Regions from separate parts of the Homo sapiens genome. Here all the other regions are linked to region 3. A link is a contact called in ENCODE Hi-C or POLR2A ChIA-PET data. All regions are on one chromosome and are shown on one strand. Each heading gives the region's core, a stretch centred on a gene start or an enhancer-like site at or near the end of the contact. The rest is flanking DNA. Distances are from core to core; before and after follow the strand shown. Region 1 holds the start of SVIL-AS1 (SVIL antisense RNA 1). Region 2 has its middle 210 kb from the start of JCAD. Region 3 holds the start of SVIL (supervillin).

Region 1 (2,943 bases), core at 442-2,941, 230 kb after region 3:
GTCAAACTTTAAAAATACAAAAAAAATTCAGAATATATTACATAGTAAGCTTTAAAATCCTGAAGTAGCTAAAAAAGTAGGACTTTGTAATCTTATTTATTTATTTATTATACTTTAAGTTCTGGGATACATGTGCAGAATGTGCAGGTTTGTAATTTTAAAAGTTACCTGAGGAAAGCTTTCATTCTACTTTGTATAAGGATACTTCCATTTATAAAATTTTACATGAATAACAAGTTATTTGAAAGATATGTATCAGCCAACCGCGGTGGCTCACGCCTGTAATCCCAGCACTTTGGGAGGCCGAGGCGGGTGGATCACTTGAGGTCAGGAGTTTGAGACCAGCCTGGCCAACATGGTGAAACCCCGTCTCTACTAAAGTACAAAAATTAGCCGGGTGTGGTGACACACACCTGAAATCCCTGCTACTCAGGAGGCTGAGGCAGGAGAATCGCTTGAACCCGGGAGGCGGAGATTGCACTGAGCTGAGATCTCGCCACTGCACTCCAGCCTCGGCAACAGAGCGAGACTCCGTCACAAAAAAAAAAAAAAAAAAAAAAAAAAAATATGTGTATCAGAAGGTATAGCTAAAATATGAAACTGATTACAGCCCCTGGAGTGTAAATGTGGTTTAAGGATTAGGACGGCCTTGAACATAACCTACTCATAATCAGATGGCAAGAATGACTTCACCTGAACTCTGTTCCAAGACCTCGATGAAATCACAACCCTCTAGCAACATCCACCTAGATCCATGTCTTACCTTATACTCAACTCCATTGTCAATATTATTTTCCCCAAGAAGAAAAATAAAAAATGAAAAGACACAACACTAATCTTTTGTCTCCACAGGATGTGGCAAAATGAGAAATAACAATTACACGTTATTTTCAAAGGTGGTCCGACTGCTTCAGCCGTGGACCACTTACACTAAAGAGAAAATTTCCAGCACTTCACAAGATCCAGCTGTTCTTTCACAGACGACTAATAAAAAAGTAAAAGAAGCGACATTAAGCTGCGCCCAAACAGGCCAGGAATGGGTCCTAAGGCATCACGAAACTTCCCGAGGACATTATGTATTTAGAGAAGGCCCCACAGAAACCCTCAAGCGGGAAAGTTACGTCTTCTGGGTCTCGGGGTGGCAGGCAGCCTGAACCCCGAGGGGCTCGAGGCGAGGCGCCCCCGGCCGGATTCGGGCCCAAACCAGCCCGCCACGCCCTGAGCTCCGCGCAGCAAACCGGCCGGCCGAGCGGCGGCCCTCGGAATGGTGTTTTCTCGGCGCCACAGGAGGGAGAGCGACCCAGAGAACTTGGGCGTGGCAGAGGCCGGGAACAGGCAGGCGCGGGTGGGGAGAGGAAAGCAAACGTCGCGGGAGAGCGCGGCCCAGAGGCCGAGGAGGGCGCGGGCGGAGCCGGCCCGAGCCCGGCCGCCATCGTGGACACTTGCAGCGGTTGACAGTTCCCACCGCGGCCCAAGAGACAGCGGCTACGGAGGCAGAAAGAGCCCAGCCACCCTCATCACAGCCCGCACGCCCGCCTCACCTGGACTTGCCCACCCCACTCTCACCGATGATGAGGCTCTTCAGGGTGCAACACGTCCTCGTCCATCCTAACCCCGCTGCACTCCGAGCCCAGCTGGCCGCCCGGGTGCGCCTCTCAGCTATTCAGCAGCGGGAGCTGCCGCGCATGTGCGCGCTCCAAGGCCGCGCACTCCCAGAATTCCCCCGCGTCTTTCCGGAGGGCGAGTTCCTTATGTGTCTTTGCTGACACGGTGGGCTCTGAATCCGCCCCGACCTCAACCCAGCTCTCTTTCTGTCTTGTCAGTGGGAGAGGACTGAGTCAGGAGAATATCAAGCTGTTTTATTTCAGCAAATGCTCATAACAGCTGTATTGCTGTGCGAAAAGCGCTGTGCTTTAATCCTGTTACCTTAAATTTAGGTCGAACTCTACCTTGTCACACTGCTCAGCCTTCTGAGCCTTTCTCCATCTCAGACAGAGACACGAAGGCTTCTTAGAACAACTGCTTCTTATTGTTATGAAGGTTAAATGAGTTACTTTGGGAAGGCAGATTGTTAACCACAGTGCTCTATAAAAGGTGTGATCAGGTATTAACTTGCTGGCTTCCCCTCTGTTAGAGTGGGGAGCACCCTTTACATGTTAATTCATCTTGAAAGGGAGGTGTAGACTTCAGGTAGGTCAGGTGCATATAAACTTCTTGTGGTGCAACCTCAGACCAACTCTTCCTCCTCGTAAGAACTGCTGCACTCCAACTGCAGGAGGTGTATGTCTACACCTTGCCTCTTGCATTAAGTTGTAAATATTAGTGAAGGTACCAAACCTCATTCATTAAACTTAGCACAGTGCCTGGTACATGGCAGGCACTCAATGAACACCCGTAATCTTGTCTTATCTCCTTATACCTGCAGTTAATGTCATATACAATAGATATTTGATTAAAGAATACATACACATAAAGCTTAGCTGGGTGCTGTGGCTCATGCCTGTAATCCCAGCACTTTTGGAGGCCTAAGCAGGTGGATTATTTGAGCTCAGAAGTTCGAGACCAGCCTGGCTAACATGTGAAACCCCGTCTCTATTAAAAATACAAAAATTAGCTGGGTGTGGTGGCGCACACCTGTAATCCTAGCTACTCAAGAGGTGGAGGCAGGAGAATTGCTGGAATCTTAAGAGGTGGAAGTTGCAGTGAGCAGAGATTGTACCACTGCACTCCAGCCTGGGCGACAGAGTGAGAGATACCGTGTCTCAAAAACAAAAAATAAAACGTAGAATAAGTTAGGAAATTATTTGTTAAATATCTGGAAAAGCTCTTTTACCAGATATCCAAATGGCTTCTTTGCCTACTTCAGATCTTTGCTCAAATGTTGCCTTCTTAAGGAGGCCTTCCCTGCACATCCTACTGAAAATATGCAGATTCCTCCAGCAT
Region 2 (3,005 bases), core at 195-2,694, 220 kb before region 3:
GAGAATAGGTCAGCCTGGCTGCGTTATTTCTGGTGATTCTCAGGGTGATTCTGTGGTCTCGACTTTTCCAGCTTCTAGGGCTTGGCTGTATTCCTTGGCTCATGGCCCCTTCCTCCATCTAACTCCTGTCTCTCTTTTATGAAAATCCTTTCTGATTAACTGGAGCCCGACTGGATAATCCAGGTTAATATCCCACCTCAAGATACTTAACTTAATCACATTTGCAAAGTCCCTTTTGTCATGTCAGGTGACATAGTCAAAGGTTTCTGGGATTAGGACATGGACATTGTGGGGGCGTGGGGGATCATTCTGCCTACTGTACCTTTGCTATAGATGAACTTGAAGTAAGGCCATTATCTCTCAGTGGATTCATGAAAACTCAGCTTCTAGATTCTAGAAGGTAGCCCTGGCTGGTGAGGCTTCACTACAAGTGAGTTGAGGTTTTCTTAGTGTCCTTTTGTCCAACCTGGTCGTTCCCCAACTTTAGCCAGCACCAAAATCACCCAGAGGGCTTGTGAAAACAGACTGATGGACCCAGCCCCACAGTGTCTGATTCAGTAGGTCTGGAGTGTGGCCCAAGAAAGTGCATTTCTTGGCCAGGTGTGTAATTTTTAGAATATGTCCACAACCTTTTTCACATTCCTGCCTTCAAAAGGTGGAGACTTCTTTTCCTCCCCTTAAGTGTGATCTAGATTAAATGACTTGTTTCTAACTATGTTTGATGTTAATAGATGGCCATGTGATTTTAAGACAAGGCTCTAAAAGGCACAGCAGTTTCCACACCCTCTCTCTTGGATCACACCCTCTGGGAAAGGCAGACCTTCGTGTCTGGAGGACACGTGAGCAACCTAGGGAGGAAATGAGGCATCTCACCAACACCTGGCACAAATTTGCCAGCCGCCTGTGTGTGCCACCTTGGAAACTGATTTCATAGAGCCTTCAGATGAGACCACAGCTCTGGGTAACATCTTGTCTGTAATCTCATGGGACCCCAGCCAGTTAAGCTAAATTCCTGACCCACAGAAACTGTGAGAAATAATAAATGTTGACTGGTGTTTAACACCACTGAGTTTTGGGATACATGCGATGCAGCAATAGATAACAATATGCCAGGTGACACTGATGCCACTGTCTAAGGATTGCATTTTGAGAACCGCTGGTCTAGCCTTTATACTGTGTAAGGCAAAGGATATTTCCTTGCCACCTGCACTATATACTCCAGGAAGCCAGAGGAGGGAAAATGTTCTCATATTGAAATGTACTGCATATTTATTTTCTTTTTTTCTGCAGACATATTCAGTTACCACCAGTTGCTCTTTTGTGGAAGTGTTTTTACTGGGAAGAATAACAACAATATGTCAAATGATAGCTGGGCTCCAGAAGCCCATTTCTGTCTACTCAGTCATAAAAAATGTTCCGCATATGGATGAAGAACCAGACAGGTTTAGCGAGAAGAAGAAATGATGAAAAGACTAGACCATCATTCTCTCTCACACTTTCTTAAATCTGAAGGTGAACCAGATGAAGAAAGAAAACAAAACCCTTGAAAAAAGAGGGAAAGATAGCCCTAGGATCCAAGAGAGCAAGTGGGTGTCCAACTGTTAAATAATGAGAAACTGAAGCTTCCTTCATTGTGTCAGAGAGGCCAATTCCTGAGCCAGCTGTACAGGAAGTGGGGAGTTTACATTATCTGGGATGTCAGTGAGAACTGAGGGGACATGCTTCCTGTGTGGTTCTCCACAAAGATTAGCAGACTCTCCAGGAAAGATGCCTTTCCAGCGGTTTCATTTTCTGTTTTCTTTTCCAGTTGGTAGATGTGGGCCAAGAAGGGAAAGGCAGCTCCAAAAGCGAGGGAGAAATCGCCGTGAGTACAGAGTGCCACAGAGAGAAGCCTGAGCTAGAGTGTGGTGGGACCGTGAGCCAGGGAAGAGCAAGAGCTGTGCCTATAGGATAGTCTATCTCCAATTTGAGCAGTGCCAAGAAAAGCTGGCCAAGCATATCCAGATCCACACTGGTAGACCCCATTCCAATGGATGGGGTTTCTCTGGCTTTTCCATTTGTTTTACAGAAGCTTAAAATATGACATATGATTCCATTTATAGGAAATTCTTGAAAAGGCAAAACTAATCTGGAGTGACAGAAAACAGAAAAGTGGTTGCCTGGGGCCAGTATGGGTGGGGAGGTGATTGTAGAGGGACATGTGAGTGTTCTGCTTTATTTATTTATTTATTTATTCATTTTTTGAGACGGAGTTTCGCTCTTGTTGCCCAGGCTGGAGTGCAATGGTGCGATCTCAGCTCGCTGCAACCTCCACCTCCCAGGTTGGAACAATTCTCCTGCCTCAGCCTCCCAAGTAGCAGGGATTACAGGCATCCGCCACCACACCTGCCTTTTTTTTTTTTTTCCAAGATGGAGTTTCACTTTTGTTGCCCAGACTGGAGTGCAATAGCTCAATCTCAGCTCACCGCAACCTCTGCCCCCTGGGTTCAAGTGATTCTCCTGCCTCAGCCTCCTGAGTAGCTGGGATTACAGGCATGCACCACCACACCTGGGTAAATTTTTTTTGTTTTTTTTTTTTTTAGTAGAGACAGAGTTTCTCCATGTTGGTCAGGCTGGTCTCGAACTGCTGACCTCAGGTGATCCACCCGTGTCCACCTCCCAAAGTGCTGGGATTACAGGTGTGAGCCACTTCACCTGGCCTAATTTTTGTATTTTTAGTAGAGACAGGGTTTTGCCATGTTGGCCAGACTGGTCTCGAACTCCTGACCTCAGGTGATCCGTCCACCTCAGTCTCCCAAAGTGCTGGGATTACAGGTGTGAGCCACCATGCCCAGCCATGTTCTGCATTTTGATTGTGGTAGTGGTTACACAAGTGGAGATGTTTGCCAAGATTCATTGAACTGTACACTTATAATGGGTACATGTTATTGTATATGAATTATATCTCAGTGCAGTTGATCTTCAAAAAATATACATGACATATGAGGAGCCCTTCGATGGGGTTG
Region 3 (3,082 bases), core at 252-2,751:
AACTTAAGAGGCACACAAAAGACTGATGTTTATTTTGTGGGAGTGAATCTTTTTTTAGGAAGGAAATAGCACTATTGTGGTAACAGTGATTCATTTTCTCCTCCTATCTTCTCTTTACAGAGAAGACCCAAATAGTGAACTGTTTCATGTAAGTTTTTATTTATTTTTGCCCTACTTTTCTCTAGGGAGGGGCTTACCACAGCTTATAAAAATACGTAAAACAAGATCAAATAAACTTTAAAATGAGGAAAAAGCCAATATGGTCCAAGGGAAAAGAAGATCAGGGTCAGGACTGAGATTAGGATGCAAAAGCCATGCTATGAAATTTTGTTTGTTTGTTATCTTGAGATGGGTAAAAAAAAAAAAAAACAGTTGACTGGGACAAATACCCCTAGCACAAAACAGTCATGAAGCCAATGTTTAATTATTATACCTGTCATCTTTTCACCTGGCCTCAGGACTGTCCTCTTAGGGAGAGGCATTGTTCTGTAGGGTTAATTAGTAACAGGAATTTAGATCCTGCTTTGAGAGGCCTCCTGTGCTGGCCGAAGCAGCTGGTGGTCTGAGAACCCTGACACCCAGAGGCATACCACTGGGAGGCCCCGCGCAGCACACAGCTTTTGCTGTACTCCAGCCCAAGTCTTATGGGGTTTGTGGTTTATACTGAAGTTGGTGCAGACAATTAAGACTCTCTGTTCTTGGTACCGACAGGGACAGAGACCTACAATTGTAAGTATTTTGTAAACAGGGTTGTGATATTTGTTTGAGTGTATTCAACATGTCAGTGGCCTTTTAATGTTTAAAAAAATGCATATGGCCATTTAAGAAGTGGTTGTGCTTCATAGTTAATATTTTTTTCATTAGGTTAGGTTCATCTGGTTTTTCAGTGAGGTGAGCTACCTGAGAGCCATAGGAAGATAGATCTTGCCAGTTCAGAGGACTGACTTTGGCTTTAAGAGAAAATATTTGTGTCATTTTCGAGAAAGTACTTCCAGCACAATGCTTTCTTCTGATGATTCATTTTCTACAGTTATTGGAAGTGGGAAGAAATCCACAGAGGTTACAGAATTTGTAAACTTGTAGAGACATGTGCCATTATATCATGCTGTTTCATAGATGTGTATGTCTGTTAGTTACTTTTCGGGCATTCATTGTATATATGTCTGTTACTTACTTTTGGGGTGTTCAGTGTCTGAGCTTTGTCAACGATTGTGTGCTCTTTTTTTAGCCTAAAAAAACTAAGTTAGAGAAATGTTTGCTCATCCAAATCTGTATTGTTGTAGCTTATTCAGTAGACTGCTGTTGTATTTTTAATTTCTCTATACAACAAGCTGAAAGACAGTGTGGACAACCTAATTGCATTTGAAGTAGCTGCTGGCCAGGCCTGCTGCAACAGCTGATGGGCTCCTCTGAATTTCCAGGGCTATTTCTGGTAGATGAGCTGGTATCAAGGCTCTCGAGTTCAGGCCATAAAAGGCCCGTCCCATGTGAAGTTGCTTCACTGCTCTGACTGCGTCCTCCCCAGGCTGAAGTGTCCTCAGGTTTCATGTGGATTTGCCCAGTAATGGATGGCTCCACCGAGGCCAGGTTGGGGAAGTTCAGCCTCGAGGACACTAGGGGACGAAAAACTTCAAAAAGAAGACTCTTTTTATTAATATTTTGGCGTTCTTTTTGGAGAGGAACTTTTGGGATGTAGCCTTTACCTGTTTCCTGAATTTGACATCCAAAAAGCCTTTTGGAAAACACCATTCTAAATTTATCCTGTTCTGAATCATCATCGCTTCTGATAGATGCAGTTGCTTGCTGACATCGTGATCTTTGATTTTGTACAACGCTATTTGGGCTAACTTTTGGGATTTTACTTTGTGCTTAGAATTTGAAAGTAGTATTCATTGGAAAGAGACTCCAAGAAAATACTCGAAGACATCAAAAGCTGGATTCGAGGGTATAACGTGTTTTGTTTTGTTTTTTAAATTAGAAAAATAAGGAATTGCAGTGTGATTTTCTTTCCCCCTTTAACTTAGAGGAACGAGGATTATACAGAAATTTGAAGTAAGTGAAAAATCTTCCTATAAATCTAAATGCAGTAGGTTTTTTTTTGTTGTTTTTGTTTTTGCTTTTTTTTAAGTGCCATCTGTCTGAGCATGTTTCCTGAGGATTTGTTGACTTCAGTCATTGGAAAATTCCTGCCAGCGTTTGCCAGTTACTGCAGCCATTCCTGTAGATACCCTTGGGCATATTTCTTGGGTTGAGAAGGATTGGACTTTTTTTTTTTTTTAAAGGATTTACTTTATGGTAGAGAAAGGTTTAATACTAAAAATTTGATTAATATAACTTAGTACATTCTGTCTAAATGTTAGCACTTAAAGTCTTGGAATTAAAGTATATTCACAATGCAACGTACTTTAATAATCGTAGCACAAGTATGGGGGTGGAGTTCAGAAGGGCAAGTTTTATTTCACTGCCATTATAATTCATGTAAAAATAGAAAATCACCAGTGATCCTTTTGCATAATCTTTGTTCTGAGGGTTCTTTGCCTTGGTACTCTCATTCTTCAGGGCTTGATTTCTAGAACTTGCGATGTTCCAGAATTTATGAGAAAAACCTCACTGTAGGTTCTAGAGTTTGAACTGCATTTTATTTTTAAATTCTCCAAGAAAAAATACTGCATCAGCCTTTTAAAGCCCTGGAGATTGCTATGGTCTCTTTGTAATTTAGCTCAGTGATTTGTTTCTGCTGAAAAACAGCAGTGAACTCTAGAACATAGAAGGCTTATTTGACGTGTTGCTTCTTTGAAAAAAAAAAAAGATTATTTCTTTATACCACATCAGATGGACAAGTACGGGCAGTCATTATTTTTACCAGGTAGGAAAACAGAGTATTTATAGAGAAGAACTTCATCGGTGAATACTGCGAGGGTTCTTCACCGGAGATAGTGTGGCAACCCTAGGGGGCGTTTGAAAATGCATGGGGGTGTTTCAGGTTTTCTCAATGACTCACTGGCATTTGGGAGGATGTGGTTAAGAATTGTAAATGCCCAATTTACATGGTGTAGGGGACAGTCCCATACAGCATTACCCT

The links. A loop is a pair of places that touch in the nucleus more often than their neighbours do. ChIA-PET counts read pairs that join two places held with the same protein, here RNA polymerase II (POLR2A). Pooled maps may share reads with other maps.
Region 1: a loop to region 3 is called in a pooled map, with 2.2 times the contacts of the local background. The contact joins the promoter of SVIL-AS1 here to the promoter of SVIL in region 3. A Hi-C loop is called at or near these places in 1 of 50 pooled maps. POLR2A ChIA-PET finds 5 or more read pairs at or near these places in 4 of 52 experiments (BJ, Caco-2, activated naive CD8-positive, alpha-beta T cell and 1 more).
Region 2: a loop to region 3 is called in a map of tibial artery, with 2.7 times the contacts of the local background. The contact joins the enhancer-like site here to the promoter of SVIL in region 3. A Hi-C loop is called at or near these places in 13 of 168 maps with a recorded cell type or tissue (Caco-2, Right ventricle myocardium inferior, Right ventricle myocardium superior and 7 more) and 17 of 50 pooled maps. POLR2A ChIA-PET finds 5 or more read pairs at or near these places in 2 of 52 experiments (AG04449 and PC-9).

Annotation. Positions count from the first base shown.
Region 1 is chr10:29,408,282-29,411,224 of GRCh38, reverse strand. It overlaps SVIL-AS1 (SVIL antisense RNA 1), which reads right to left and starts at 1,691. Exons shown (of 3, transcript NR_110927.1): 1 at 1,567-1,691. It overlaps LOC105376474 (a long non-coding RNA gene), which reads left to right and starts at 1,772. Exons shown (of 3, transcript XR_930787.3): 1 at 1,772-2,943. RefSeq lists a silencer at 1,170-1,309.
Region 2 is chr10:29,848,435-29,851,439 of GRCh38, reverse strand. No RefSeq gene overlaps it. Among named protein-coding and RNA genes, the nearest start is that of JCAD, 210 kb to the left of the region's middle. Within about 2 kb of position 1,444, at least 5 of the 41 ENCODE cell types and tissues checked have a DNase peak (open chromatin) inside an H3K27ac peak, as active enhancers do; they include sigmoid colon and tibial artery, where a contact is called at or near this core.
Region 3 is chr10:29,633,390-29,636,471 of GRCh38, reverse strand. SVIL (supervillin) reads left to right here and starts at 1,501. Exons shown (of 38, transcript NM_021738.3): 1 at 1,501-2,052. RefSeq lists a silencer at 1,398-1,692.